Linked DNA regions of Mus musculus: region 1 is linked to region 2. A link is a loop called in an ENCODE intact Hi-C map of the cell type or tissue named here. Cell type or tissue: left cerebral cortex. All regions are shown on one strand. Each heading gives the region's core, and the rest is flanking DNA. Links, peaks and the distances in the headings are about the cores only.

What was found. Peaks named below come from ENCODE experiments on the same cell type or tissue, not always from the same donor. Only the 100,000 strongest peaks of a DNase experiment are listed, where the experiment ranks them.
Region 1: it touches region 2 in a loop (3.0-fold over the local background); 8 of 42 quality-filtered maps call a loop at or near these places.

What each region holds. Positions count from the first base shown.
Region 1 is chr4:134,574,792-134,590,270 of GRCm38, forward strand. It overlaps Man1c1 (mannosidase, alpha, class 1C, member 1), which reads right to left. Exons shown (of 12, transcript NM_207237.3): 5 at 9,509-9,603; 6 at 5,980-6,097; 7 at 3,495-3,588; 8 at 1,149-1,264. Among named protein-coding and RNA genes, the nearest start is that of Gm42326, 9.7 kb to the right of the region's middle. In left cerebral cortex, for the core only: a CTCF peak has its summit at 5,848 (motif pointing left); DNase peaks (open chromatin) are centred at 5,736, 6,092 and 6,792; H3K27ac peaks cover 2,274 bases.
Region 2 is chr4:134,625,238-134,640,716 of GRCm38, forward strand. Man1c1 (mannosidase, alpha, class 1C, member 1) reads right to left here. Exons shown (of 12, transcript NM_207237.3): 2 at 15,050-15,146. Among named protein-coding and RNA genes, the nearest start is that of Gm42326, 41 kb to the left of the region's middle. In left cerebral cortex, for the core only: no CTCF peak of the experiment used is centred there; DNase peaks (open chromatin) are centred at 6,430 and 7,285; H3K27ac peaks cover 2,157 bases.

The DNA.
Region 1 (15,479 bases), core at 4,877-7,376, 51 kb before region 2:
ACGGGGCAGAGGGGAGGAAGGAGCTCACTTTAAAGGACATGAGGCGGTGTTTCTGAGCGAGGTGATCAGACAACGAATCCAACCCAACGCCTGTCTCCTGCTTCCTCTTTCCTAGCGAGGCTGGGATGGTGCATCCCTTACAATCCCAGCACTCATGGTAGACAGATCTCTGTGAGTTCAAGGCCAGCCTGGTCTACAGAGGGAATGCTAAGAGAGCCAGGGCTACACAGAAAAGCTCTGACTCAAAAAAAAATGTATTTCTGATTTATGATTTTTACTTTATGTGCTTGAGTGTTTTACCTGCATGTATGTCTGTGTACCATGTGCATGCCTGGTGCCCAGGGAGGTCAGAGGATGGCACTGGATCCCGGAACCGGAGATACAGACAGTTGTGAGCCACCGTATGGGTACTGGGAAGTGAACCCAGATCCTCTGGACGAGCAGCCGGGGCTCCTAACCACCGAGCCATCTCTCCAGCCCCTGAATGTGCTTCTTTACCAGCAGGGCTCACCGGCATCCATAGCTCCAGCTCCCCAACTCCCTTTTCTAAGTTTTCCTCTCTCTGAGCAGGGCGGGGGGTGGGGGAACCTCACCCCAGGCTCCCACTCCTCTTCACTCCACACCCCCTGAGTAGACCAGCAGTGACATTAACTCTGACAGTTCAGTGCCCTGTGGCCGTGGGCAAGTGTCCTTGCTCTCTGAACCTCACCTTGCACCCACATGCTGAGAAGGGACACAAGGGCATGCTCCACACATCCAGGATGTCACTCTCTCTCCTGAAGTGTCACCTCTGCTTTACAGAACGACAGCTGAAGATCACGCTTGGAAGCCCCCCGGGGGCTCCTGGCTGCCATCTGGGCTTTGGCACATTAGCAGAAGCCCAGAGACCCCTGGGGGAGGGCTTAAGCCGAGCTTTCTAGAGCAGACTGTCACTTCCTATGAGATCTTGGACAAATGGCCTGACCTGCCGGAGCCCGGGCTTCTGAGCATGGGGGAGGGATGCGCAGATGTCTGTGGAGCCTGGGGAGCTATCAGTGTTGCTGGTGAGGCCTTCCCGGTCGGTCTCTCCCTGCCCACTCTGCGACCTCGCCCAGGGTCCCCAGGGGTGACGGCTGCCCACTCGGTGGGTAGTGGGAAGCTTTGCTTACCTCCAAGGCTTCGTAGTACATATTTTTAGCCTCCATATCTGTTTTGGCTGACATCAACCAGGACTTGATCAAATATTCATAAAAACTGTCCCCAAGTCCTCCTACCGAGACATGATCTGCAAGGAAAGGATGACAAGGGGGGGTTAGCATATCTGCCACTGGCTCGGTTCAAACGGTGACCTCCGTGGCCTGAGCTAGGCTTGGGGTGGAGCCAGCATCCGTTCAGATGTCATCCAGTCCCACTAGGGTAGGGTGAAGGGACCCGGCTGGGAACCAGGACATCTTGAGACAGGTGTCCTGTATCCACACCTGGGGTCCTCGGGGCCATAGTTCATCTGACCTTAGCAGGATGATGACACAGGGCCCTGGTTATTAACTATAAAGGGCCGATTTATTCCTCTCGTCTCCCCCACCTCCCTCTCTCTTTTTGTCCTGGAAGACCAGGCTGGCCTTGAACTCCCAGAAATCTACCTGCCTCTGCCTCCCCAGTGCTGGGATTAAGGACATGTGTTTTTCATTTTTTATTAAACATTTATAATTGAATACTAGGAAATACATATAAATGTATATATTCCATATGCATTTGTGTGTTTGTGGGTGTGTCTTCATCTGGTGGCAGACAGTTCACAGGTATGACTGGTTTCTGCCATACCTAGCAGTGACTGCTGGGCCTTCATAAGAGGCTGGGGAAAGGGAGCAAGAGTTCAGACCCGAGTTCAGACCGAGTCACAGAGCTCCTCAGGAAACCAAGTTGGTTTGTGTGGGTCAAGGCAGTGGGAGCTGAAAGGGAGGGTTGAGGTCCTCTCTGTCTGGGGATGGTGGGCCCCTGCTGCAGCTATGTGGTGTTTGTGTGACATGTATATTGTTGGCATGTATGTGTATTTTTGTGTGTGCTTTTATACAGTGTATGTGTTGTTTTGCGCCTGTGTTTTTGTGTATGCATGTGTCTGTGTGGTGTGCGTTTGTATGTGGTGCGTAGGTGCAGTATGTCTGTATATATGTGTGTGGGTCTGTGTGGCTTATGTCTGTGTACTTGTGCATGTGTGCATGCATGGGTCTGTGTGATGTATGTCCATGTGTATGCTGTGGCATGTGTTTGTGTAGGACTGTGTGGTTTATATCTTTGTGTCTGGTGTGTGTGTATATGTGTGGTGTGTTTGTGCATATGTGTGGGTCTATATGGCATATGGCTGTGTGTATGTATATAAGTGTGCTGTGTGTTGTGTATATGTATGGATCTTTGTTGTGTATATCTGTGTGTGTGTTTGGAGCCCAGTGGATTACCCTGGGTAGATCTAAGCTGTAGGAGGAGTTGGGTCTCCTGAGAGGCTGAAGCCAGGTGTGGAGAGTCTGGGAAGCAGGCAGGAGCAGAGGCTGGGTGGCCTGAGCTGTGGCCCTAACTCTTTCCCCTTCATCTGTCATTTCTGAGGTTGCAAATGATATAACACACACACACACACACACACACACACACACACACACACACACACACACACACACAGAGCCTGAAAGTGCAGTTCCTGCTGACTGACCACATGGCTGAGCCTTTGACACTCTCCCAGAGCCTGGCTCTTCCACAGTAAGCTCAGCAGGCTCTGCGGGCCTGGTCAACTCTCCGTCCAGTCCCACTCTATCTGTGGCTAGGACTTGGGGGAAGCCCCACAGGTGTTTGACAAAGTTGCAAGGTGTGAAGCCACACACCCATCATCTCAGCACTTGGGGTGTGGAGGCAGGAGGACTCAAAGCCAGCCTGGGCTACCTGAAGACCTTATCTCAAAAAGTCTTTAAACAGTAGGGCTGTGGTGGTGCATGCCTTTGATCCCAGCATTCAAGAGGCAGAGGCAGAGGCAGGAAGGCAGATCTTTGAGTTCAAGGCCAGCCTAATCTAAAGATGGAGTTCCAGAATAGCCTGGGCTAATTCTTTAAATTGAAAACGCCCAGGACTGATTCAAGGAAGTTAAAATATAGTGGTAAGTGATTTTTAGATCACTGCCTAGTTTGTCCCCACCTAAAATTTTATCTCAATCAAAGCTGGAGGTGGGAACCAGATCAAAGGGGTGGGGGGAGCTCCCCGGGCCCTTTCCTGCAGTCACTTCTGAATGATGGCCTTAAGTGGGACATTCCTGCAAGTCTGGATAATGGAGGAGGGTGCAGGGCTGCTGAGAGAGATGGATGCTAAGGCGGCTGGGAAGAGTTGGGCACACATGTAGGTAGGTAGGTGCTGGCATGTCCAGGCTGGTGAATCCAGAGCTGGTGCCCGACCCCGGCTCTCAGCCGGAGCCTGCTAGGATTCAGGAAGCCCGAATGGGAACCCACGGGAGGAGAAGCCACAGGGCCAGTACTTACGCTGCACCCAGTTTCCACTCGTGGGGCTGAGGAAGTTGGGGTAGAGACCGAAGGGTTTGTCAATCTCCCTGAGGACCTTGCGGATATGTTTGACCTGTGAGAGACACCAGGCGCAGTCACTTTCCTGAAGAAGTCATCGATTCTCCACCCACGAGGATAACACACATAGTTTTCAGATGCATATGGGGGTTAAAGCTTTCTGGTTGTGGGGGAGACAGTGAAAAGAGCCCCAGGTTCTGTGCCTGCACACAGAGCATGGTGGGATGGAGCCAAGTGCAGCCTGACTCACCATCCCTTTGCTGACTGCTCTGCCTGCAACAGCCCTATCCTGGGCTGGCTACCTGCCAGTACCTCCCCTGCAGACCACTCTGGGGGAGGAGTTTCAGATGAGTGGCGGTAGCTATCTTGTTAGCTACATTTCCTTCTTTTAAAGACAGGGTCTCATGTAGCTCAAGTTGACCTTGACCTCTTAATCTTCCGCCTCCACCCTGAGTGTTGGGGTCATAGACGTGTATGACCACGTCCTACTTATGACTGCTCTGGATCAAACCCAGGGCTTCGCGTATGCTAGGCAAACACCACTGATGGAGCCCCAGCCCAGCCCATGTAAGTTAGCAGAGAGCTGGGGCACGAACCAGGTCGTTCCGAGTCCTTGGACTCTCTGTATTCCTTGTCCTGCATGGAACAGCCCTTGAGTCCAATACAGACGCAGAGAGCTAGGCAAGCACACGGCAGAGGCTGGGCTTGCAGCCTCCAGGATTGCACGTGGCCGGAGGTGCAATGGAGAACTTTTCCCTGATGTCCACTAGAACTGGACTCTCTGGGAGAGCCACACTGCCCCCCGCCCACCCCACAGATAAACTGGCACAAAGGGGCAGCTGAGAGGTTGAGCCCTCAGCGTCATCGTCAGTCTTCCTTTACCTCAGAGGCGCTTGGCTTTGCCTCATTGGACCTCGGGTCCCTTTAAGGCAGCATAGACCAGGAGAGGGACAGGAAGATTCTCTGTGCCAATCGTCTTATGCTCCCCTGTCCTGGTGGGACCCAGGGAAGCAGGCTATATTAGCTCTCCAGGAGGGGGCAGGGTGCTGTAAAACTTTGACTGCTAATAATCGCCTCTGCGGGAGGCGTGACTAGGGGGGGACGAAAATAGCTGAAGTATGCAAATGGAGAGCGATGGAGGGACTGGGAGTCTGGAGCTGCAGCCTGTAGCCAGCTGTGGGCCAGGGAAGAGAGAGGCTGAAGAGTTCCCGGCCCGGTTCTCAGTTTTATCACTCACAAGCTGGCTGCCCCGGGGCAGGTGATTCAGCCTCTCTGGATCTCATTCCACCCTCAGTTAGATTGGGTTGGCAGAAAACACCCCTCCCCCCACCACTGCCATCCCCCTCCCCCACCGCTGCCACCCCCCTTCCCTCGCTGGGGCTTAAGATAAAACCTGCCCAGCACATGGTACGGGCCAGTGTGCACTCTTGGGGAACCTTTTCCTGAGCTGGCCAGGGCGTCCCAGGGAAGTCCATCTGGCGGGTAGTGTGAACAGAAAGCCAGAGCTGGCTTAGGGTCAGAGAGCATGGCATTGGGCAGTGTGGTTAGACTCATCTGAGTGGCCATACCCTGGATAGGTAAGGGTAGGGGCAAGAGGCAGGTCAGAGGCACCAATCAAGGGGGCAGGAAGCTTGTCCTGATGTCTCTGTCCTGATGGATTCCCACACAGAGGACACAGTGGCCCCAAATCTAGTATTAAGGAACACTGGGCATCATATGAATGTGCAGACTCCAGGGCCTGGGGCAAGCAAAGGCTTCCTTCCAGCTGCTTGGCGTGGTGGTGGATATGCTCGGAGAACAGCTGGTGGCCCAAGACAGTGTGTGGCCATTTCAGAGGGACAGTGGGACCCCAAAGGTTGTTCTTAGAGGGGTCTGGAAGGGGCTTATGTGTACACTGACTTCTTTTGGATTCAGGATTAAATCTGAATCCAGATGTTCGCTTGTGGATTGCCCAGGACTGTAGCCCCTTCTGGAGAGCATCCCAGGGACAGGTACGGGCAATCATCAGGACGCACTTCCCAGCACCCATGTAGCCTTGGGCAGCCAAGAACAGTGTCGAGGAAGCCGCTCTGCCAGCCTGCTGCCAGCTCGAGCCAGACAGCACCTGGGAGGAAAAGGCGGGGAGATCTCACATTGAGAAAAGCTAAATGTCCCTGGAAAGGGACTCGCACACCACCGCCTGTTCCTGCCAGGATGCGGAGCCTGGCTCTCAGTCACAGTCTCCAGATTTCACAGGCTCACAGATCTGCCACCAGCCCGTGCACCAGCACAAGCCTCGCTGGCAGAGTTCTGGTGGCTTCTGTTTCCCTCCCTGCCACCTGGTGTTGGGCACAGTTGGTTCTCCCACTAGTTACTGCTTCAAGAGTGGTGGCTGGGGTCTGCAAACCTCAACTGCAGACACTTGCCCTCTATCCCTTGGAGTGTGTGTGTGGGGGGGAGAACTCACCTTTTCTGCAAAGACTGGATTGCCAGAGAGTTCAGTGAGATGCAGGAATTCCAAGTGCAGGGACCCAAACTCGGCCAGGATGCTGCTGCTGCCTGCCGTGGCCCAGCCCCAGCTACCGCTGAAAAGACATCAGCTCTGTCACCCTGCTGGCTCCTTGGCTGAGAGCGGCAGCAGCTGTGGTACAGGGTGGTGCCTGCTGTGTGCCAGGCACCTCGGCTAATCCTCCTGGGCCCCACCATATGGATGGCACCGAAGCTGGTGAGGGGTGGGACCTGGTGAAGGTGGTCTGAGCCCATGCCACAGTCTTTGTTCCTCCCAAGCAGTCTCTATAGTGTTTGGGGTGTTGTGTCTGTGGTGAAATTTGCAGGTGACATTGATGGTGTCGTTGAGAAGCCCCAAAGCCCCACAGGACACTCAATGATCATTTTTAGAGACACCCCGAAACACACACAGACTTTTGCCTGCCCTTTAATCTAGGGTCCTATAAGCCCCAGACTGGACTGCTGGACCCAAGGAAGCTGGGAGTGAGGAGTGAAAGAAGTAGGGCCCTCATAGCCAAGGCTAGCCTCTCATGAACATGTCAGTCATGTTCTAGCCCTGTGCTTGCAGGAGGCTCTGATGTCCACTTCAGCGTCTAGGGCTATGGGAAGAAAATTCTCAGCATGTGAGTTATCTTCCCATCTTCCCTTCTAGAGACAAAGGATCAGGCCAGAGTCAGACACTTTCCGCCAGTCACCAGTCTGTGCGGCAGCTGGGCCCTACAGAAAGCAGCACCGAGCCAGCCGAGGCCTCTGCCTGCATTGCCCCACCCTTTGAGGGGGAGCTTCCCAGACCTCTCTGCCTGCTGCACCCTGGAACCAGAAGGTGGGGGCACGGTGCTGCTCAGCTGGCGAGCTCAGACAAGCCCTTGAATCCTGTGTGCCTCAGTTTCTGTCTCTATATGGCAGAATGAGGCCAACCGCTTCTTGCCATTGCCTCCCCAGGCTCAGGCTTCTGTGGGGGCCAAGAAAGTAAGGGCGGGGGTTGTTAAGGACTGCTGTGGGCAAGACCAAGGCTTCAGAGGACCATGTCTCAGATTCCACATGCATATCTTCACTACTTTCTCACAGGATTATTTAGGTTTCCAAGGGGACAGGCATTCTACAGAGAGTTAGTGAAGACTCAGGGAGAGAGCAAGACACAGCAGGCACCTCCCCTCTGCAGGCCCTGGGTGGCTGTGTCGCCTTTGGGGGGTTTCTCTGCTCTCCTGCTGCCTCGGAACCCGCTGCTGTCCATCCACCTCCACAGATGGAGATGACTTGGGAAGGCAGTGTGGGGTGGGGAGGTGCCTGGGGGCCATACTTCTGAAGGCCCAAGGCCTCACAGGCCACTCTAAGCTCTGCCCGTGCCCTGTATCGGTCTCTGGTGCTCTGGCAGAGAAGAAGAGACGATTCTTTCAGGTAGCTCAGCCTCCCAGGTAGCCTGCCTGCTTGCTTGCTTTTTAGACATTATTTCACTAGGTAGACCAGGCTATGCTGAAACTCACTCTGTAGATCAAGCTGGCCTTGAACTCAGAGATCTGACTACCTCTGCCTCCAGAGTGAGTGCTGGGATCAAAGGCGTGTGCACCCTCATTCCCTTCCAGCCTCCAGTGAGTTCTGGACTCACTGTCCACCACACAGGCCTCTCTGTTCTCTCTCCTGGCTTCCCTCAGTCACCTGCCCCAGAGACTTCAGGTAGTAGGGAGAGCATGCGAATGTGCGTAGGGGTGGGAGTGAATGGTGGGGGGAGCTTTGTCACTCTGCCTAGTCACTGGCTTTCTCTATGTCCCAGACCAGGGGTCCTCAGGAGTGCCCCTCCACTTAACTAGACCTCAGCTTCCTCCTCCCTTAAACCAAGGTGCTCAGCCTCACGGAGCTATTGTGAGGCATCAATTATGCACGTGACCTTCATCTTTATCAGTATGTAATTATGCATATGTAAGTGACAATACACTTCTAACGGGAGCCAGGTGACTTTGGTATCTTATTTTACCTTCACCCAACTCTATTAGCAGATACTGTGATCTTCCTGTCATAGGTAGGAATATTTAGGCTCAGAGAGGGGGAGGCACTTTTTCAATGTCACACAGAAAGCTGTAGAGCTGAATCTAAATACTAGGTACTAAACACAACCACAGCATTCTGGAGGGGAGAGGGGTCATCCTACCAGCTCTGTGACCCAGTGGACCAACAGTAAGATTTTCACTTCTCTCCTTTCCCCTGGCAAGGTTGCTCTACAGTACCCTCGCTGCTTGGTTAACCTCTTGTGTATGGTGTAATCATGACAGCCAGAGCTGAGTTCAAATACTAACTTTACTCAGTTGCTGCGTGACTTTGGGGGCATTACTGCACTTCTCTGAGCCTCGTTTTCTTTCCTGGCAAAAAAGAGGTCCTTCCCGGTGGTTAGAAAGGAAAGTTCTCTGTTGTGGGCTCACAGGGTGCCTGTGTGCTCAAAAGCTGCTAGCAGTTATGTAGCTGTGTTTACACAGGTTTAGAGGGAGAACACCCCAGTAAAAGTACATTGGATAACTGCGGGAGGCCGTGTATGGATTTGAGAAGGGCGTGACAATGGAAGCCCAGGAAGTCCGCCACACACACAGCATCGCTCCGTGGCCCATCACGGAACCTAAAAATAGCCACGACTGGGCCAGGAATCTTGGGGTCTGGGTAGGACCAGGCTCCGCTGGGGCCACAGGTGAGACAGGAGGCTAGGGCTGAGGGAGGGGCACTGGGGGCTGTGCCCAGACCCAGGGTCTCTTCTGCCTCCATTCTCAGGATTAGTGTCTGTGGAGAAGCACTCAGCATCCAGGCCTGGTGTATGTTTCTGAGGTATCTGCGTGTTACCTCAGCCAGCCTCATGGCCACCCTGGCCTCTGTGAAGTTTAACTGAGGACACTGGGAAGTCTTGCCACCAGGGGGAGCTGGTTTGTGGGGGGCACAGAGGGCAATGCTACCCAGGCCACAGGGCACCGAGGGAGGGTGAGGCCCAGGAAGAGCTGAGTGGACTCTTCTCCCAGGCACCTGGCCAGCACTCTTGTGAGGTACCCCAGATGATTGCTCCGGCAGGACAGGGAGTATGGGCTACCCAGCCTTCCTCTCTCAGCTCAAGGATGTCATGCATGGCCCAGAGCTGCGGGATCCGCCTGGGAAGCCAGGGCCAACAGGTTCTAGGGCAACAGGACACTGGCGGCTGTTTGCAGAGGAACAAATGTCCCTCCCACCCTGAGAAGGTCAAGCCTTTGTGGTTCAAACCCTGAGACCTACACTTGGTAGCCAGTGCCTGTCCAGGGCAGTGCTTAGCAAAGGTCAGTTCGCAGTGTGCACAGAAAGGAAACTATCCATCCGAGTGCCCTCAGCTCCCGAATCTGCAAACATTTAAGCCAGAGAAACTGACTCCCTAGGACTCCGTTCTGTCTGCCAACTGTCCCTGGGCCTTCTCATCAGGGCCCCAACTCAAGACCCATAAATGGGGGTGGATCACGGTCACCAGTTCAAAGTGGGCATCTCACCTTTTGAAGTTGACCACGCCCTTGGGGATGCCCGTGGGTGTGTTGAAGGCAGGCAGCAGTTTCTCACCCAGCTTGATGGCCTTCACTCGGAACACCTGAGGGGGAAGAGTCAAAGGGCACTGAGTCTGAATAGGGTGGAGTGGTCACTCTAACCCAGTCAAGGCTGAGAGACAGGACCTGGCCCCCAGACAGCTGGGTTTTGGGGTCCTTACACCAGGCATTTCTGAGTGTCCATTTCTGTGTTCATGAAATGCCTGGGTTGTTCCTCAGATGGTAGGGGGGACGAAGGACTGTCATTGTGATCAGGTGACCTTGGGAAGGGGAGGGGAAAGAAGTCAGTGTCACCTCCAAGTCCAGGGACAGACCCCACTGAGAAGGGGGTGCTGCTGGCATCAGCACTGCCTTTACCAAGCTATGGGACACTACAGGCTGTGGAATGCTACAGGCTGTGGGATGCTACAGGCTGTGGGTGCTACAGGCTATGGGATGCTACAGGCTGTGGGATGCTACAGGCTGTGGGTGCTACAGACTGTGGATGCTACAGGCTGTGGGTGCTACAGGCTGTGGGGTGCTACAGGCTGTGGGATGCTACAGGCTATGGGATGCTACAGGCTATGGGATGCTACAGGCTGTGGGTGCTACAGGCTGTGGGTGCTACAGGCTGTGGGGTGCTACAGGCTGTGGGTGCTACAGGCTGTGGAATGCTACAGGCTGTGGGATGCTACAGGCTGTGGGGTGCTACAGGCTGTGGGATGCTACAGGCTATGGGATGCTACAGGCTATGGGATGCTACAGGCTGTGGGTGCTACAGGCTGTGGGATGCTACAGGCTGTGGGATGCTACAGGCTGTGGGATGCTACAGGCTGTGGGATGCTACAGACTGTGGGTGCTACAGGCTGTGGGATGCTACAGGCTATGGGATGCTACAGGCTATGGGATGCTACAGGCTATGGGATGCTACAGGCTGTGGGGTGCTACAAGCTGAATGGTGCGGCATGCACCTGGAGCAACTCCAAAGGTCTATGTGTTGAAGGCTTGGTCCCCAGTCTTGTTACTACCGGGAGATGGAGGAACCTTTAAAAGCTGGAACCTAAGGGAAAAGTTAGGTTGGGAGGGGGGCTTGATGGGGATAGCAGGGGCCCCCACCCCTCTCTTGGTCTCTGCTTCCTGGCATCTCTACCATCATGTGTTCCAGCCATGATGTCCTGGACCACTCTGGACCTGAGGCAGTGGCTAAGTAAGCAGGGACCATTGAACCAGTGAGCCCAGCTGGACATTTTTTTTCAAGTTGTCTCAGGCATTTTGTTCTGTGAGGGGGAGCTAATTAAAGCATCGAGAGTAAGGGAAAATGAGCTGTGTATCTGTATGGAGAATATATAGCATTGGACTTGAAGTCCAGACCATCCAGGTTCTAGAAACTTCTACCTCCTGGGCGGCAGCTTCTCAGTGAGGTCACGGGAGACATGTCTTTCTTTGATAGTCGAGGCCACTCAATTGTTTTCAGTGTTATGCACAGGGGAGACAGGGTGAACGGGTTGTTTTAAACCCTCTACACGATAGCTAAAGAGGCATCACAAGGTCACAGATCAGGGCCCCCAAGTGAGGCTCCGAGCCTTTTAAACCATCCCTCTGAAATGCCAGATTAACTCAGGACACGTGACCTTCAGACTCATCAGTGTCTCTCATAACCAATTTCTCTAAAGCAGCCAGCAAGAGGGCTCAGTTCATAAAGGTGCTTGCTGCCAAGCTGAATGGCCCAAGTTCGATCCCCAAGACCCTCATGATGGAAGGAGAGAGCCCACTCTTCAGAAGTTGTGCTCTGACAACCACACGTGCACTGTGACACACACAAGTGTGCACACAACCTCACAAAACAAATGGACAGATGTGATTTTTAAAAAAGTCAAATGAACCAACCCAATTTCTTTTAGGACATAAATAATTGAGTTGCAAAAGAGTTTCTATCATGGCTGTTTGTTCCGGCATTGCCTAAAATAGACCGTGGTGAATCAGGCAACTCGGAAGTGGCTCAGTTCTGGCCTCCACGTGATGTAATGTCACGCAGCCACCAAAATGGCACAGGAGCAGGAGAGTATATACATCTTTGAACCTAGAAAAGTACTTCAAAATACTGTAACTCAATTTAAAATTTGTTTACATATGGGTGCATTGAATAAAGGGAACACATGAAAACATTAATAATGTCCCCTCAGAGGGGTTAGCCCGGGGATGGGATTTGTTTCCTCCTTCTGGTCGGTCTGTGCCTTTTACGAGATTATTTTTATTTTCCTGAAGGGAAGGTCTTGTTGTGCTGCCCAGGCTGCTTTTGAACACCTACACTCATGTAATCCTTCTGCCTCAGCTTTCTGAGCAGTTGGGACTACAGGTATATATGACTGTGTTCAGCCTGGGGAATTTTACAAGAGGATGGGAGAGATGGCTCAGTGGTCAGGGCACCCCCTCTGCAAGTCTGAGGGCCTGACCTCAGATTGCCACATAAGAAGTTAGGTGTGGTTGTGGTTCCTAGAACCCCAGGACTGGGCAGGGCAGAAATAGGCGGAGCTCCCTGACAGGGCAGCCTAGCCTAAACAGCAAGCTGCAAGCCTCCAGTGCAGTAAGAGATATTCTGCTCTCACCTCCTAATTCATTTGTACAGGCATCTACCCACATGCATGCATGACAAACCTCTCTCTCTCTCTCTCTCTCTCTCTCTCTCTCTCTCTCTCTCTCTTTCTCTCTCTTTCTCTCTCTCTCTCTCTCTCTCTCTCTCTCTCTCTCACACACACACACACACACACACACACACACACACACACACACACACACCAGGCCTATAACACAGTTATATGGACTCCATTTTCAACAAATCCTAGACCGAAAACACACTTTAAAAAGAAGCTGGCCATGATGGGGTCCACCTGCAATCCTGACACTGAGGAAGACAAACGTTAGAAGCCAGTGTGGGCCACACCCTGGAGGAGGGATTAAAAATCACATCTGTAAACCACATCTGTATTGACCATGCACGGGGATTCTTCTTCCTAAAGAATGGAACAGAGCAAAGCCCCGGCTGTTGGGTCCTAAGGACTTTGAGAGGATGGAGGTAGGCTCTCTGCAAATAGCATGCTATTTCAGGTAAGGGCTTGAGCCTTCCTGGAATTTGAGATTCATAGGGGTTCTGGGCCCAATCACCATGGATACCTAGAGAGGATCATAAAAGTCACTGACGAGCTGAGATGTATGTCCCCAGACTGTCACTCTGCTGACTCAGTTTCCTGACATCCCTAACAAAGCCACCAGTACCAGAAACCTGATGAATGAGGACAGCTTGGGGGACGGAGCTCACGGAGACGCAAGAGCCCTGGGTCTCATCTCTATACCACATAATATAAAGCAAACAAACAACAAAATCCCGTGAGACAGCTGTTAGTGGCTTCCCAACCCTGAGCCGGTGGACGGGTTCCAGGCCTCTGAGGGTACACAGCCTTGGCCTCTGAGGTCACATGGCCTTGCCAGGGAAGAAGGGGAGTGGCCGGGCTGGCCACGTGGTCAGACAAGAGCACACTGTTCAGTGCCTGGCGATGAGACCTGGAAGTAGACCCCAGGGTGCTGTTCTAGATCCCAAAGGCACCTGTCTTGTGGGGCTGCAGGGTCGGCTCTGTGAGTCTGCTGCAGTGCTCAGGCAGGCTGGGAAGCCACTGGCTTTGTGACAGAAAGGGCTTGTAAGAGCCTTGATCTCCTGTGGGCTTTGGATGGCTTTGCCCAAGCAGGAGGTTGTCAGTGGCAAATAGAGCCCACCCAGATTGGGGCTCAGGCAGCTGCATTGGTTGCCTGAGACTCTAAGGAAACACTAGCTGAAAGGGCTTCTCTGCCAGGGTACCACGTCCCTCCTGTGCACAGTCCTTAAGAGGTCTTGCTGTTGGTTGTCACAGAAGGTCCCAGTGGTGCTGGGGAGGAACTGGGAGAGCACATGAGTTCTAGAATGAAACTGATGGTGGCAGAAAGACATGGGTCCACTCTGCCATCGGGGATGGAGCAGGGGGAGGGGCTGTGTCTACAGACCTTCAGTTTCTGCAGAGTAGGCCCGCACTAAGGCTAAGTCATCCGTGATGACTTGCTCAAGGCTACAGAGTTCTGTGGCTTTCACCAGGACACCTAGGAGTCTCTCCTCAGAGGGGTGTGGCCTCAGTGGCCTCGTGGTTCTAGTCCCCGAACAGAAGGGAAACAGGTGTGAGTTTCATCTTACAGGGGCAGAAAGCACACGGAGCCAAGGGCCCAGAACATGTTCTCTCTGCCGCTGTGTGACCTTCGTTGAACCCTGCACTGTCTCTGAGCCTCAGTTTCCCCATCTGCCCAGTAGAATGGTGGACGTGCCATGGCAACTCCACAGAGTTCTTGCCGAAATTGAGAAAGAGGGAGCTTTTGTGCGGATGTGCTTCTGAACTGTGAAGCTCTGTCCCAGCATCCCCAGGAACAGCTCTGATTATGCCTGCCATCTTTTAAAAAATTTATTATTCTATGTGTAAGGTTGTTTAGCCGGTATGTATGTCTCTACACCGTATACATGTAGGGCTCAGGAAAGCCAGAAGAGGGCATCAGGATCCCTGGGAGGGGAGCTGTAGAGGCTGGTGAGCCGCCATATGGGTGCTAGGAATTGAACCCAGGTCCTCTACAAGAGCATCCAGTGCTCTCATAACTTCCAAGACATCTCTCTGGCCTCATGCCAGACTCTTGACGGGAGTCAGTCTCAGCAGGAGTGACCAACCAGCAGGGTCCTCTTCTGCCACTTCCTCTGAAGCCAAGAAAGTGGCAGCCAGCAGATGTGGCGCACATAGTTGTAGGAAGTTACGACATGCCCACAACAGGCAGCCCACTGGGTGTGGCTTGAGCTTAGTGTGACTGGAAGCAGGCACTGACGATGGAGACAGACTGGAGGGCCAAAGGACTGGATCGAGGCCTGGCACAGCCCTCAGTGAGTCATCATCTGTAAGTGGGTGATGTACTCCTTTCACTGATGGGACATAGGCAGCTCTCACAGTGCTGTGCACAGAACTCAAAACCCGGTATTTAGAAAGGAAGAAGGCTGGACATAGCGGGGACCGTGGATGTGTGCTGCACCTCGCTGTACAGGAAGACTCAGCATGCTCGTTACTTGGGCTTCCTTCTGAGCTTTATGAAGTCCTCTTTTCTTCCCTCCTTCCTTCCTTCCTTCCTTCCTTCCTTCCTTCCTTCCTTCCTTCCTTCCTTCCTTCCTTCCTTCCTTCCTCCCTTCCCTTCTCCTCCTCCTCCTTCTTCTTCTTCTTCTTTTTTTTTGAGACAGGGTTTCTCTGTATAGCCCTGGCTGTCCTGGAACTCACCTTGTAGACCAGGCTAGCCTCTAACACAGAGATCTACCTGCCTTTGCCTCCTGAGTGCTGGGATTACAGAAGGACACCACCGCCTGGCTGTGAACTGTCTCTCTAGTCACCAATGCCCTGGGCCACAGCCCCAGATGTACATCCTGAAGTCAAAGTGTGGGCCACTCAGGGAGCCACAGGCTCAGGAAGACAGACTCTTCAGAGAAGGGTCAAAGGAGAGCTGGGAGGCTGTCATCAGGAGCCACTAGCTTCTTGGTCCTAAGCATCTCCGCTCCCCTTCCCTGCATCCATCCCTCCTCCAACCACGCCAGCCAGCGGGGGCTGGGCAGGAGCCTCTGAAGCACATGAGTGACTTTGCCGTTTTCCCCCCTGCTCGCTCTGTCATTTTCCTGTCCTGGGGTTTTCAAATGATATTCAAGCTCTGGGTGGCTCGACGCCGAGGGCTCCCATCGACAATTTTTTTTGGACAAATTGGTACAAGCAGTAATCTCTGCTGAGGAGATTATGTTTGATGGAGAGAGGCCTGAAGCGACTGGGGAGATAGAGGCGGCTTGCTGCCTCTAAGCTCTCAACTTCAGTCACGACAGCAAGGGAAGAAGACTTTCTTGGGTCAT
Region 2 (15,479 bases), core at 5,336-7,835:
CTGGGGTGGGTAGTAGTCTCAAGTACTTAGCATGTGGCCAGCTGGAAGACGGGTTCTTACAACTGGTCTACCTGCCGTGTGCAGATTCTGTAGTCTGTCAGCTAACATCAGCTGAGCCACTGCACATATGGCTGTTTTCCAGGCCACCCCTACTGTCCCCAGTATAGCAGGAGCCCAGCTACAAGGCAGACTTGGCACCTATGGGATGAGAGTAGGGGGCTTGAGGTGCCAAAATCCTATCTGGGTCAACTAGCAGGGGCTAGTCACTTCAGGGCCCTGACCTGGCTCTGTAGCAGTGCTCGCTTACCTGGTCTAAGATATCAGAACCATCATAGAGACACAGAGATATTGTGCTCAACCCAGATTCCCAGGCCAGCTCCAGACCCCACCCCACCCCCACCCCAAACTGAGTCTGCTGTAGATGGAACCAAACTCCAATGGGACGTGTGGGTACCAAATCTGGGCTGGAGAGATAGCTCAGCGGTTAAGATCGTGCCCTGAACTTCTAGAGGACAGGGGTTCAATTCCTGACATCCACACCAGGCAGCTCACAGCTGCCTGGAACGTCAAGAGGCTATGACGTCCCCTTCTGGTCTCTGCAGGAACTGCACTCATGTGCATAACACACAGTGATATGTACTTTAAAAAAAATAATAATAAAAGTGTTTTTAAAAGATGAATAGCTTTACTATCGAGTTCATTTCAGAGCTGGCGAGCCCATGTTCAAGGGAAGGTGGGTTAAAGGGGCCACAGATGGTACAGCAGGGAAGGGGCTCCTTAATAGACAGATCAGGAAATATTCACGAGAAAGATGATGTCGATAATGGTGACGGGAGCTGAGCACAGTGTCTCTTGCATGCAATTTCAGCACTGAGGGAACGGGGAAAGGAGGAACAGGAGCTCAAGGCTACCCAGAGCTACAACGAGGAGTTCAAGGCCAGCTTGAGCTACGGAAGACTCTCTCAAAAAAACCCAAACCCCAAGATTAATAATAAAGGCATCAAAGTCAGAAAATGTCCTTATGATGCATTAACTAAGCTCACCCTCAACCATCGCAATTCCCATGTTTCCAGGAAAGGAAACTGAGGCACAGGAATGTTGACTCATATCCCCGAGGTTCACACAGGCAGCAAGCACATGGTACACAAGGTTTCCTGATACTGAAGCCTGTACAACTTTCTAGCTAACCACCCAGCCGTAGAGGGTTCACCTTCCCCAGTCCGTGGGTTGAGCTATCCACTCCAACATGTTCTGGGAGGGGAGGCTGGACCCTGGAGAGATGCCCAGACTTGCTCCCACTCCCTGTTCCCTGAAGGAGAGACATGTACAGCCAGCCCCCAGAACCTGGCAGAGCCCAGAGAATACATTTTTCAAAGACTGCAGGAACTTTTTTGCACTTGCTTCTTGGTCTGAGGGAGTTTGATGTTCGGGAATTCAAGCCCTTCAAATGAAGCCACTTCAGGGTTTGCTTCAGGCAAGAAAGCAGGCTTCAGTTTTTTTTTTTTTCCCCCCACAGAAGTCTTCTTCATTAGCCAGGAGCTGCAGCCTCTTAGGGTGGCAGGGAATGTCAAGCGACAGCTTTGTCTGGAGTGTTCGAGATTCTTTCTCATCCTCCGCGTGAGGAAGGTTAGTCTGGCTTCTTATTTTTAGATCCTAAGGCAGGGAAGAGGGACACCAGCTACCAAGGCAAGCAGCGTTGATAGAGCAGCCCCCTTCTAAGTCATCAGAACACAGTCCTGCCTCCTCTAGGTGCCTCTGAGCCTGATGTTGAAGCTGCCTGAGGCCCTCATACATGCATGGTCCTACACCCCCCACCTCACCTACCCCTACTGGCCCAGAAAAGAAAGAGGTCTCAGCTTTGGAGGCAGCCCAGATCTGACCACCTGTGCAGCAGGGGCAGGTCACCCCCTGGAGTCTGTTCACCCTTTAAGATGTAATGGCTGGCGCTCAAGAGGAAGCATCCTGATTTGAAGAGAGGAGGAAACAGGCTGTTGCTGGGTTGCTAAGGTCAACATTGGGGGCAACAGTGAGACAGGCCCAGGATTCAGATCCACTAGGCAGGGAAAGGCAGCTCTACGCACCGGGGTCCATATGACTTCCTGGGGCCTCGCAGGTGGTCTTTGGGACCCCTTTCTCGCGCTTTTCTTTTCTTGTTTGGTTGAGACAAGTTCTCACTCTTAGTCCAGGCTAGACTTTGACCTCCTGATCCTCCTGCCTCCAACCTTCAATGTGGGGACTGTAAGCCTACACTATCATACCCAACTCCACTTCCTCTGTTACAAAGAGAGAAAAGGGCCATTTACAGCTGTATCACTATAAAGATGTGTCTGATCTCATCTGGGTACATTATTACATGTGCTTTTTTTTTTCTTCTGATTCGAAAAGAAATTGAAATTAAAACATTCTGTGGGCCCATGGGCCCCATGTGTTATACTTAATGAAGTAGTCAGCCTGCACAGAGCCATGAGGAGTGATCTACGGCTGAGTGCACAGAGATCTCTGACGCCCAGACCCCACTCCCACACTTCCCAACCCCTGTCAGACAGTGGCCTCCTGGGTGTGGCCTGTGCTGTCCCTCACCTGGAATGGATTTCACTGTCATCTGTCAGCGTGTACCTTCCCAGCAACCTGGCTCCCGAGAATGAGCAGCTGCGCTCACATAACCCCTTCCAAATGCCACCATCTCCACGGTCCCCCACAGTGCAAGATGCAGAGATGGGTGGGAAAGGGATGACAGCTTTAGGGCTTCAGGAATGGGGTGCGTGCCCCTCCTCGGACACCCCAAGGGTCTCTGGCAGATATGATCCCTTTGCATACATTCTGACTGGTGGCAGATGTGGGCATCGCTGATCTACCTTCCTGTGAGCCTGCCGGACCTGGCTGATTTTCAGCCTTCCTTCCCATCCCGAGCCTGGCTCCCAGCTGGGTGCACAGTGAGGACTCAGTGCACACAGATGCCAAACTAAACTCCAACTTGCGCAGTAACCCATGCTCTCCACGTCTTCACCCCTGGCTGCTAGTTGTTACAAGACAATGTCCAGACACAGTTCTGGGCGATGGCTATTTCAGGAGCAGGGCCCTAGGCAGAGCCATACCCAGGAAGTGACCTGGACAGAAGGCCTGAGTCACATGGCTCCCTTCTTCTGCCCTTCCCTCTTCAGGGACAGCGGGTGCAAGTAGGACAATGGCAAAGATCTCCAATGGACTATTCCCAGAATTCACCGTTATCAGGGGAGAAAATGCAATTATATGTTATCCAGTCATTAAAACACAAAACAAAACCACAGGCAGAGAATTGCAAGTTGTCTTTCAGACTTGATGAGAAGAAAAAACAAACTTGAATATTAGCACCAAACTGTGCTGACAGCTTACTTCCAGGGCTTTGTCTCCTTGGGGCTCTTTCAGAAAATGTCATCGTCCCTATTGATTCTGATAATGCTAGTGAGGGCTGCCTTCTGTGGAGTGTGGAAAGTGATCTTCCTGCTCCAGAGGCCCCTGGCTGGAGGTTAGGAGATGCAGCTGAGTGCTGTTTCCTGTGGTCAGTGAGCCATCCCTGCAATCCCCACGCATGCGTGAACCCACTGCGGCTCACCCAGCTGCAGGGCTCTCAGCAGCCAGGCAGAAGCACACCAGACCGACTGCGTGCGCGGCACCTTTATGGTATGGGTGGAACCTGAAGTTCTGAGCAGCTGAGAACAGAGAAGCTGGGTGTCCTTGGTTCCTGAGCAGGGGCAGGAGCAGAGCAGGTATTTTAAGCTACATCTGTGAACATGGTGTCTACGCCCAAAGAAGGTCTCTTCCAACAGACGTGCCTCACCTGAGCCACAAGGAACATCCTTTAGACTCAAAGGGACCACACTCTTGCTCACTCTCTCCTCTGAAGGCATAAGGTTTTTGTGCATCCTGTAAAGGTTACCCTTGTGTTATTCAAATGCTGATTTCTCTGCCCTCACATCTTGTTTCAATCCAGACATGGCTTTGTAATGCTTATGTCAAGAATCTCCTGTCTCAAGTTTGTGTAAACAGTTCTTACCATTTATTCTCTGCCTTGTCAATAAACACTGATCATCCAATGGCAGGACAATGGTGGGCAAGATGTCCACCAACCAGAGAAAAGAAAGAGGGAGAGAAGGAGATTCAATCAGTTAGGAGGATGGAAGATTTGGAGCCATTGAGGAAGGCCGAAGAGAGACCATAGAAACACACCTGAAGCCAAAGCCCAGATCAATAATAATATGCAAGTATCATGGGATGGGGCTGAAGGGTGATCAGATTAGCACAGAAAGTAAAGATAGATCATTTAACTGCTCAGCTATTGAAGTACGGTTTTAAATATTGTTTTTTTCTGTATGGTTATTGGGGAATAATATAAGCTGAAGAAATATAGCTGCTAGTTTAATTCACTGTAATATTTATAATAAAGATAATTCATTTACACCCCTGTGGGTATTTCTGTGCCGTGCACCCCCCTCACATATCATGGAAGCATTATTTATTACAGCAACAACCACAGAAAAGGAAACTTAAAATGTCAACTACGGAGCTCTTAGCATGTGGCATATCCATACCATGGAATAGTATTCATCAATAAAGAAAAGTGAAGTGCCAATACGTGCTACTATGTGGATGAAACACAAAACATACTCAGAGAAAAGAAGCCAGTTACAAAGACCAGCTGTGATGCAAACCATGCACTAGTTACTTCTGCAGTGCTATGACAAAATGCTTGAGCAACATCTTAACAGAGGGAAGCTTTCCTTTGGTTTCAGAGGGTCTCAGGACATCTTGGCAGAGAAGGCATGGAGGGGGTGATTCAGGCCATACTGCAGGCGCTTGTAGTGCCATCCCCAAACACAGGGCAGGTGTACTCTGCAAAGCTCTGCCCCTAGCGGTACTCCTACCATTTGGGACCCACCTCCCTGAGGCGCCACAGCTTTCCAGATAGTAACACAAGCTAGGAAGCAAGTGATGGAAACGCAAGCCTGCCAGGGTCCGTTTAGAGTCAGACCATATCCTAACACTTAGATAAAGTGCTTAGAATTAGCCAGTCCACCCAGGGGTGGGGGTGGGGAGGGAAACTGGATAAGTAGAATCATGTGCTGTGAGTATGGGGTTTCTAAGGGAGATGATGCAAATGATCTAAAACTAATTGAAGTGATGGCTACAACCTCTATAAGTACACCATGTATCATTTCATGGTAAACAAGAAGTCTTTTACAGTAGGTTTTACATAGTAACCAAATACTAGAAACAAAAACGGCCAGCAACAGTACAATTGGCAGAAGGACCTGATAAAGAACCAACTACTGGACTGGAGAGATGGCTCAGCAGTTAAGAGCACTGACTATTCTTCCAGAGGTCCTGAGTTCAAATCCCAGCAACCACATGGTGGCTCACAACCATCTGTAATGGAATCCAATGCCGTCTTCTGGTCAACTGCTGTTCATAACAGAATGACGAGCCTAAGACCCATGTCTGGAAGGTGCAGGGCATAAAAGCTCAGAGCAGACAAAAGGGGTTCCTGGTGTCAGGAGTCAAGACAGCAGCTACCACTGGGTACCCACTGACCAGGAAGGGCATCCTAAAGAGCCAGGGACTTCTCTCCATCTTGGTCTGCATGGCCGGTCCACAGCTGTATATGTGCAGATGTCGCTGTGGTGTGTGCTTATGATTTTACTGGGCAGATGTTCAAGTAACACCTAAGAGTTTCAAGTTTTTGTTTTTTGTTTTCCCTCCTAGCATGTATTTTGTGGCTTTTCTTCAAGACACATAATAACAGAGCAAAGAAAAGGGTCCCTCAAGTCTAGCTGAGTGAACCAATGAGTTTATTGGGGTTAGTTAAATGGGCACCAGTGACTTAAAGGCAGCTGCCTCATCCCAGCAAAGTGACAATTCATGGAAGTGTTATCCCTGGTGCTCCCTCCCAGACTTGCAAGTGGCACAGCTGGACAGTCTCCCCTCCCTAGCAACTGTTACTGTTGATACAACAGTAGAGGTGGGGCTCTGTAAATCTTTTAAGTTTCAGGAGTTTCCTATGGTTTGTGAGTTTCCTTTACATCCTGGGTCTTAACCACGACTCACTCCAACAGGAAATGCTTCAATCTCAGGAAAGAAATGTGCGGCAATTACATATAAGAAATTTATAAAAAATTATTTTCCAAATAATTCCATGTTCCAAAATCAGGGTTGGATCCAGGTTGTTAAGCCTCAAGTGAAAGTGTCTTCCCTGGATACCATTCTCCCCATCCTCAGACACCAGACCAGACAGCTGCAGAGAATCTTATTGGCATCGCCATGGTGTGAATCCACATTCCAATGAGTCACAGAATTTGCGGGAGAATTTGGCGAGTGCGCGCCATCAGCGTGGTGAGAAGAAAGGGGGCTGGTTGCTGTCAGCTCAGTCTTGTTTCCAAGGAAAGAAAGGTCTTTGGAGAGTGGGTGGAACACACTGCCACAGGGAGGGAATGTCAATTTCAATATGAATCATTTCACGCATGGCAGTAACTCACTCTGGGAATAGATACCCTGACTCACTAGGCTCCCACGGGAGCAGGACTTGTTGCTAACATTTCAGATGCCAAGAGAATCAGCAATAGCAGAGAGACAGAGAGACAGACAGAGAGACAGACACAGAGACAGAAAGCGCACCTAATAAACAGCCAGGGGTCCAGAGGCAGAGGCTCTGCGCTCAGGCCCTTTGTGTGGATGCTGACAAGGCTCAGAGGATATTGTGGGCTCTGGTGACAGCCGGCGCCAGTACTGGGACACCAACCCAGGCCTCTCGCCTGAGAATTCTTTTTACAACAACCTGCTACTATATTTTCTAAAGAAATAAATTCTGCTCTGTGCTAGGGCTTTTAAAGGAAAAGAAAAGGGCCCCCGATGCATCTTAATTAGAAACCGCTCGGAGGAGAAAGCGGTCTCAGAGGGAGTGAACAGGGCCCTGCCAGTGGCCAGCCAGCTGCCCCTAAGCCTGAAAACCCAGTGAGTCACTCTGTAGACAAGTGTTTATGCTGAAATCACCCAGGGTGACCCAAGGGGCGTTCTAACCATCAGAAGGTGGCTAGGAGATTGTCATTCAAGGTCCCACGGAGACCCCATGGGGCTATAGCATTTGTCGAGTGACTGTGGGTCCAGCCTGTCCTTCAACTCGGGGGCTAGGGGGAAGTGGCTGACTTTTCACCCAATTACCCTCCTCGTGGCAAAGGCACATCTGCCAGTGGGCCTGAAGTTTCTAGTTCATTTCCTCTGTGCCTTTCCACCCTCTGGCCTCCGGATTGAGCTTGCAGGGCATCCAAAGCATGTGACTTCCTGGAAGGGTGCTGGCTGCCCCAACGCCTGACCTACTCTGTCCAAGGAACGACAGTGTGGCTGCTCGCTCACAAAGTTGATGACAGTCCTTTCTCAAAGCAAATCCCAGCCCAAGTCAGGAATGTGTGTGTGTGCACAGCTTGCCAGAACAGCCAGCGGCCCAGCTGAACGCTGATGTTCCAAGAACTAGAGATGTTTTTCTTCCCTCAGAAGAAAAACTCCAGAAAAAAAAAAAAAACCAAAAAACAGATTATAAAACAGAAACATTATTTTCACCAGACAACTTGAAACGCTATTACTTAACCAATGGGAAGAATTAGGTACTAGGGAGAGAGGGGGGCTGGCAAGATGGGTCAGCAGGCAAAGATGCTTCCAGGCTTAATGATCTGAACTTGATCCCTGAAACCCCCATGACAGAAGGAGAGAACAGACCCCTGAAATGTATTTTCTGACCTCCACATATGTGCCAAGGCATGTGTGCACCCACATACAACCACACGCATGGATAAACAAATGTAATCCTTTCTTTTAAAAAGACATCAGTAAGGGGACACATGTGCAATAGAGAAAAAAGCTCTTGTATGTATCAGTATGCAGGCGTCTGTGGGCATGTGTTAGAAAGCAGAGGGCACCCTCAGGTGTCTTTAGGCACTGTCCAGCATGGATAAGTAGACTAGGCTAGCTGGCCAGTGACATCTCTTCCCTGGACCCGCCTGTCTCTGTATCCCCAGTGCTGGGGTTACAAGCATGCATCACCATGGCCAGGATTTTAACATCGGATCTGGGAATCGAACTCAGGCCATTACGCTCACCACAGCAAGCATTGTATTGACTGAGCACCTCCCCAGACCAGGCTGGAGACCTCTTAATGCTCGGTGCCATTCCGAGTGCTGACCGTCCAGCCTCACCCAGGAGCAAAGGGAGGGTCGGAGGAGGGGGGACTTCCTGGGGAGTGCCGGAGATAGACTTTCCCAGAACCAAACTCTGAGAGGCACGCTAGAGATCCGGGGAGATGTGGGCAGGCCGGCATGCTTTACGAACTCCTCAGCTGGCAAAGCTGGTTTCTCAAAGGGGAGCTCCATGGGCTGGGGAGGAGCGCTCACGTCTGAAACAGACCAGGAAGAAAGGCCTGTGTGCCGGTGTGCGCATGCACGCAGGAGACTGTGAGCAGCATGGGGTGAGAACTACTAAGCCACACACCCTACAGCAATTGTAAAAAAACGACACCTCGGGGGTCTGGATTTATTCGCTCCTCAACATCCTATTTGCTCGTTTACAAGGCGAAGATGATTTTTCTCTCTGCCAAGGCCGAACACTGCCAGCCCGTGATCCGAAAATCACACCGTGCTCCCTTTGCCTCTTAACTCACTCGGGGCTATAAATCATCCTCACGATGAGGACTGGGCTGGCATTTCTATAGGGCAATCCATGGGCAGAGACAGAATCCAATTTGGGGCTTTCACAATCACCCTGAGGCTCGGAGCTGGGGAATATCACTTTTAGGGACACCTCCATCCTCTCAGGGCGAAGACGCAGGGAACCAGATTTGCTGACTAAGCAGGACAGCCACTTTCCCAGGTCTCTTTGCTGATTCCGAGCGAGTGCACTCCATGGCAGGAGGTCAAGGCCACTGAAGGGGATGAGAGAGTGGAGCCAGACTGGAAACAAAGAGGAAATGGCCCAGGCAGAAGACGGTGGCAGGCTGTTCATTCTTTGTACAATCCATCAAGAGCCCGCTGTGTGCCAGACACTGCTCTTTCCTGGATTAGAATCTGAGTCGTTATTATTAATTAGCGAGCAGAATGCTGACTGCGGCTTCCGCTTAATGAGTGCAGGCGGGCAGGTGTTGCGCCAGGTGCTTAACACGCGTCGGCTGCATTCGATCCTTGTACCGGATGAAGCTGTTGCTGTACCCATTGTGCGGATGGAGAAACTGGTGTAGAAGATCAAGAAACTAACCCTAGGTTCAGAAGATGGGTAAGCGGCAGACCTGGGATTCAAACCCTAGCCTGATGCTCAAATCCCTGCTCCTTGCTGCTCAGCCTAGACAGCCAATGGCATGGCCGCAAGCAGATATTCCTGAGGTTGCTGGGCAGATTTTCTAGGTGGGAGACAAGTCTTTTGTGCTCTAAAAACTCCGCTCATATACAGTAATGACGCCGAGAGACAGGTGATGCAGACCCTAGCTGTGGTGGGTGAGGGGGCACATCCCTCCAGCCCTGGGGCAGCTTTCTGTCCCCCTACACTGTGCTCGGGGGCAGTGGGCCGCATGCTACCTTACTGTTTGGGCTTCAGGGCCTACACTGCAAGGCCTGGAGATTGGTAGCTCTGTCCTCTTGCCTGTGAAATGAGGGACACTGGGTAAATGGGGGTAAATGACACCTTACAAGGAGTGCACTGGAGTGCAGCTCTGGTGTCTGGAGGGATGTGTATTTAGGGTGTGTAGGACCCTTGGCCCCCAATTCCCACACCTCCTGAAAGACAGTTTTGTGCTGAAGTTCTAAGCTTATCCACATCTAGTTGTGACCTGGCCACAGCGGCAAGCTTCGTGTGACAATCTGGCTAATCTCTGGATAGGTGTTGCAAAGCACAGTGGGCCGGGGTTAACCGGAGCTGTCACTTCCAGCAAGTCCCTTTTCCCCAAGCTGGACCTCGGCTTCCCAACCCTACAAACAAAGGAACAGCCACACCACCAAAGGGCCCCTGCAGTGGTACCAAGGCTCTGTCCTGTGGTGCTCCTGTCAGGAAGGGGCTGAGTTCTCAATGCACAGACAGAAAGATGACCACACTCACGACTGGCTGATGCGGAATGCAAAGACGGGGTGCTGCCGATCACTTGCCCTGGACACCCCGAACCTTCTGTTGGCAACAGGCTAGTTTACTCCGTGTGGCTTTCCTGTTACAAGATTCTAAGACGCTGCTCAGATGAGGGCCAAGAAGTGCCCACTGCACTCCTACCAAGGCAACAGGGACGAGATGGGGACAGCCCTGTGCTCCTTACGTGGGTTTCTGGGTTCAGGGAAGCTGGGCATGCCTCCACCACACAGGAGCAGCACAGTTTGATCTCAGGGCTCTCCTGCACGAAGGCTACGATGCTGCCTATCTGCAGAGTGCAGCCTATGCTCTGGGCATGCGCATCAGCTTGTGTGAGCTAGCCGCTTCCTTTGAAAACAATCCTGGGGTGGAAACACTGTTAGTGCCTCGCTGTGCAGCTGGGCAGACAGGCCCAGAGAAGTTAGGAAACTAGCCCAAGATCACACAGCAAGGAACAGCAAAGTGTTATCAACCCCCTGCCCTCTGGCTGTGGAGACAGGGCTTCTCACAGTGAGCTTATACTTCTCTGCCTCCTGCGTTCTCGCTGTAGGTATTCATGACTGGCCTTTTCTATAGGCAGAGTCCGGGCCTCTGTACACCAAGCCACTTGCTTTATAACATGGTGGCTGCCAACCTGTGGCTGGCTCTTCTACCATTGTGTCGCCCCCCCCCCCCACCCCGCAAACACACACACACACACACACACACACACACACACTGTCCCAGGCTGAAGACTAGTCCCGGTGACAGGACAGTAAGAGCAGCTGACTTGCGTCTCCTTGGTGCCTGGGACTGGGTCCTGTGCTCATCTCCCTGTTAATCATCACGGGAAAGATGAGCAAGATGGCTCGTCAGATAAAGGCGCCCATCAAGAAGCCTGACCACCAGTGTCCAATCCCCAGGACCTGTGTCATAGAAGACAACTAACTCTGCTGATCTCCACCTGTGCAACGTTGTGCATCTGTGCCCGCACACAAAATAAGCAAATAGAATGTATAAAATATATACAATAACTATGATCATCACAGGCCCTGCGAACTGAGGCCCCGTTCACTCTGCAGAGAACCATGCAACCTTATCTGGACTGGAAGTCCATGCCTCTCCGACATCCAGCTGGGCAAGAAGTGTCCCATCTGGCAAACTAACAGAGGAAGGGAAAGCCATGTCCCCTGGCCTGAGTGACAGACCAAGAGTGTCTTCTCTGGTGGCCAGCGGGGCCTTGGGAGTGTCTTCCATGGGGCCTGCTGAGCCGGATGTGGCCGAGAACAAGCTACTGAGGACAGTGAAGTGCCTCACAAAAACGGGCTAGAGAGACTCCTCAGCAAGACGACCCGCCCTCAGAGAAAGAACAGCTTTGATCTGAGGAAGGATGGGGCAGCACAGGGTGCCTGGCATGGGGAAGGGCCACACAGGGAGACCACACTCAGGCAGTGACCATTCTCACCAGAGCTCCTGTAGATCTTGGCAAGGGGAGACACCAGTGTGAGCTCAGGACTTCCCTCACATGCAGGCTCCCAGAGGAGTCCCCAGGACCAGACTGTGGGAGCCTGTCCCATCTGAGCACTGCACACAGCGGGGGCTGGGCAGGATGGATCTGGAGCATCCTGTGTCTACAGGGCTCAAGGGGCTTGAGGTCACTGAGGCATTAGAGGCCACCCAACAGTCCCACCGAGTCTGGGGAGGAAGCGGGTGCGTGGCACCGGTCTGGGTTCAGGCAGTGCACCCGCTCTCCCTCGCTCTGGGGTGGGAGCCTTGTCTTTTCCGTGTGCTCTCATGGACTCTGACAATTGTCACCACTGACAGAGGCTCTAACACAGGCAGGCCCAGGTTGTGCTCAGCGTCACCAGTGGCTCCAGCTCCCGGAAACAGCTAACAGGGAGAAATGACCAGCCCAAGGTAACTCAGCAAGGAAGCCGTGAGCCTCGGTTTGAACCCAGGTCTGTCTGACTGTAGAATGTTATGCCAATAAGGACTAGGTACGGCATGGTCTATGGCCACCTCTACCTGTCCCTTTCTGAAGACCCTGGACAGGCCCCAGAGGCTGCCAGGAGAGAGGGGTTAAGGTAGTCTTGGGGGGGGATTGGTAGAGACCCCACTTTGTCACTCATCCTTGAGTTCCAGGCAGCTGACCCCAAGCCCAGCACCCAACACTGTGGAGAATAAAGGGCACACATGACAGTGGGGGGGGGGGGCACCCCTCCCTTCCCCAGATCACACCATGGCGGGTAGAGCCTGCTTACTGCCTGGAGTGCTGTGGGACCAGATGGGTTCCTAGCACCTCCTAGCAGTCAGAACACCCGAGGGACTCAGGACCTCTGCAGGTTTCCTGGGACCAGGCTGCTCCCAGTGACTTCAGTGCAAATCACTGCTTGCTCCTAATTCGTGGTCGACATGCTCCCATGGCTGTCCTCACAGAAGCTCCAGAACAAAGGCAGCGTCTGGAGCCCAGAGAGGTTAAGTGCCTCGGGCACAGCCACACAGCTAAGGCCAGAGGGAGGATCTGCGCTCGGGTCTTCAAACTCAAGGGATTTGTTCTTTCCATTGTCCCAGATGTCTAGTGATCTTCTCCCTTGCAGAGGAGTCTTGAAGAGCTGTGCCTTCAATCCTACATCCTTAGGATGGTACCAAATGGAGCCCGACTGAGCCCAGTCCCTCCTAGAAGTGCTTCCTATAAAACTAGACAATAGCTGGCTCTCTGCTGAGCAGTTTCAAACACAGACACCCAACCGACAACACCAGTTCCCCTTTACAGGGAAGAAAGGGGGTTGTTTTCTTATTGCATTCCCACTTAGCCTGCCAGCCCACATTTCAACAGCTTTGAGAAGAGCCCCACCAGCTTTCTATCCATGCAGCTGAGCGGGACACCGGGTGGTAGGTCTATGCCGGTGAGAGGAGGCAGCTGGCTTCCTGACAGAGATCCTCATACTTCATGCTAACGCCCAAGTCCATCTCTCCCCCCAGCCAACGCAGGAGTTATCCTTAGGTCATGCCCAGGCCAGTGGTTATGCCTGGAGTAAAACTCTTACACTATTCTTAATGGGAAAAAAACAGAAACCACCTTTGTCCCTTAGTGAGGCAGTGCCATGAATTATGGTGACACATCCATACAGTCAGCCAAACCACTAAAGTCATCTCATGTGAGCTGAGCAGACTATACTCCCAGCCACTCAGGAAGCAGAGGCAGGATGGCTGTCTGAGCCCAGGAGTTCATCAGCCTGCGCAACACAGGGAGAAGCAGCTCCAGCATTTATTATTATCATTATTACTGCTTTGTCTGTTTAGAAAGAGTTTATGTAGCCCTGGCTGTCCTAGATATCACCATGTAGGTAAGGCTGGCCGCAAACACAGAGATCTGCCTGCCTCTGCCTCTCAAGTGCAGGGTTGAAAGCATATGCCACCACACCTGGCTCAAAGATTTTTAAAAACTTAATATAAATACCCTGTGACAGGTAATCTTCAACTGTCAACTTGATTGGATTTAAAAATCACAAAGAGACACAACTCTCTCTGCGTGTTGCTCAGGAAACACACTGTATAAAAAAGCAGAGAGCCCCTCTCTCTGCTTCCTTACTATGGAAACAATAACCACACCCCCCTCACATTCCTGCACCCAAAAAGATAGACTGTGTGCCCTTAAACTGTGAGCCAAAAGAAACTCTCCCTTCCTTAAGTTGACTTTTGTCAAACATTCGGCCATCGAAATGAGAAAACCAACCGGCGCACATTCTTTTGGTTTGCTTTGTTTGCTTTGTCTTTGTTTTTTCAAGACCGGGTTTCTCTGTGTAGCCCTGGCTGTCCTGGAACTCACTCTGTAGACCAGGCTGGCCTCGAACTCAGAGATGACCCTACCTTTGCCTCCCAAGTGCTGGGATTAAAGGCCTGAGCCACCACTGCCATCACAAATGTCCCTCTCACAAAATCCAAACTGTATACACAGAGGAAAAACTGAAAGGCCATGAACACAGACGTCAGCAGTGGCTACATTTATGAGACAGCAACTGCATTCTGTTTATTTATTTTGCCCATTTTGTACTTTTTGGATCCCCCTTTCCTCCTGCATTCATAAATGCATGAAGCTGCTCAAATCCACATCCCTTGCCATTGCCACTGCCACAGGGGTGACTCATCTGGGCAGGCAGAGATCCTCCAGCGCTGACTACTGGAGGAGAATGTGGGTCTGGATCATATTTCCTGTAACGCTAACCATGATAATGACGGGTCCACACACAGGCCCTGGGCTCCCGCATCTAGTCACCCTTCAGATTTCCCTGGGGTTTCCGTATCAGGCTTGCTTCTCTGGATCCAACTCCAGCAGCCTGTATTCCATGGGAGTGAGGAGTGGGGGATATGGTGCTGCGGTTATCTGGTCCAGCACAGCATCCTTCCCTAAAGAAAGGAGGTGCTCAGGCTGCCCCCAGCATCTTCTTGCTAGAGGGCCTGTAGAGCAGGAGCTAGCACCATGACAGGCAGAGGAGTGACGTCCGAAATAGGAGACTGAGCTTGCAGCCTTTAGGAGATGCAGAGAGGGGCTCTGGGTTCAAAGAATGGAGCAGTAAAGAGGGGACACAGCCAGAAGGGCTTCAGGAGAAACGTGAGGGCACGTGGCTGACCTGCTGTCACCAGCCAACATAAAGGACACCCCAAGATTTTATCTAAAGGCAACCCAAACGGGGCCTCTTTAGACACATATTCATTCTCTCTGGAGACAACGCCACCTTGCCATCACCCTCCCTCCTGTAAGGTGGATTTACCCAGTCTTCCATGTTCCCCTCCCTCACCAGCCTCACTTTCCCAAGCTGCATCGCTCAGAAGTGAGGATATAAGAGCGGACAGGAGCACTTGGGTCCTCTGAGTCCAGAAAAGCTTGGAAGAGCCTAGGAAGGGACAGAAGCACTGGAGGCCCCAGAGGTCTGTGTCAACTCACCAAACATGCTGCCCTCGAAGCCGTCCTTTGTGAGTGGCCGGAGCTCATTCTTGCCCATCGCATAACGGCGGTAATTCTGCCAGGAAAACCGCATCATCTGCGGGAAAGAGCAGGGGACCAGGCCCCGGTGAGACGATGCTGGTGGCCAGGGGCACCCACCACACCCTCTACCAAGCTCTCGGCCCTGTAGACAGCCGTTCCTCTCCAGTCACGCCACACACTGAAGACCATTCACAGGTTTCCCAGAAGGAACCTAGAGCGCTGGCTGAATTCTAGCTTTGTTCGAGGCCAAGAGGAAAAACCAGAAAGAAGAGGGAAAAACTCTTAGGCGGGCAGTGTGGTTCAGTGGTAGGAGCCTGCCCATTAGAACTGTGTAGAAAGCCAACACACACACAAGGAGATGGGTCGGAAATGAGGTAACCAGTTCAAA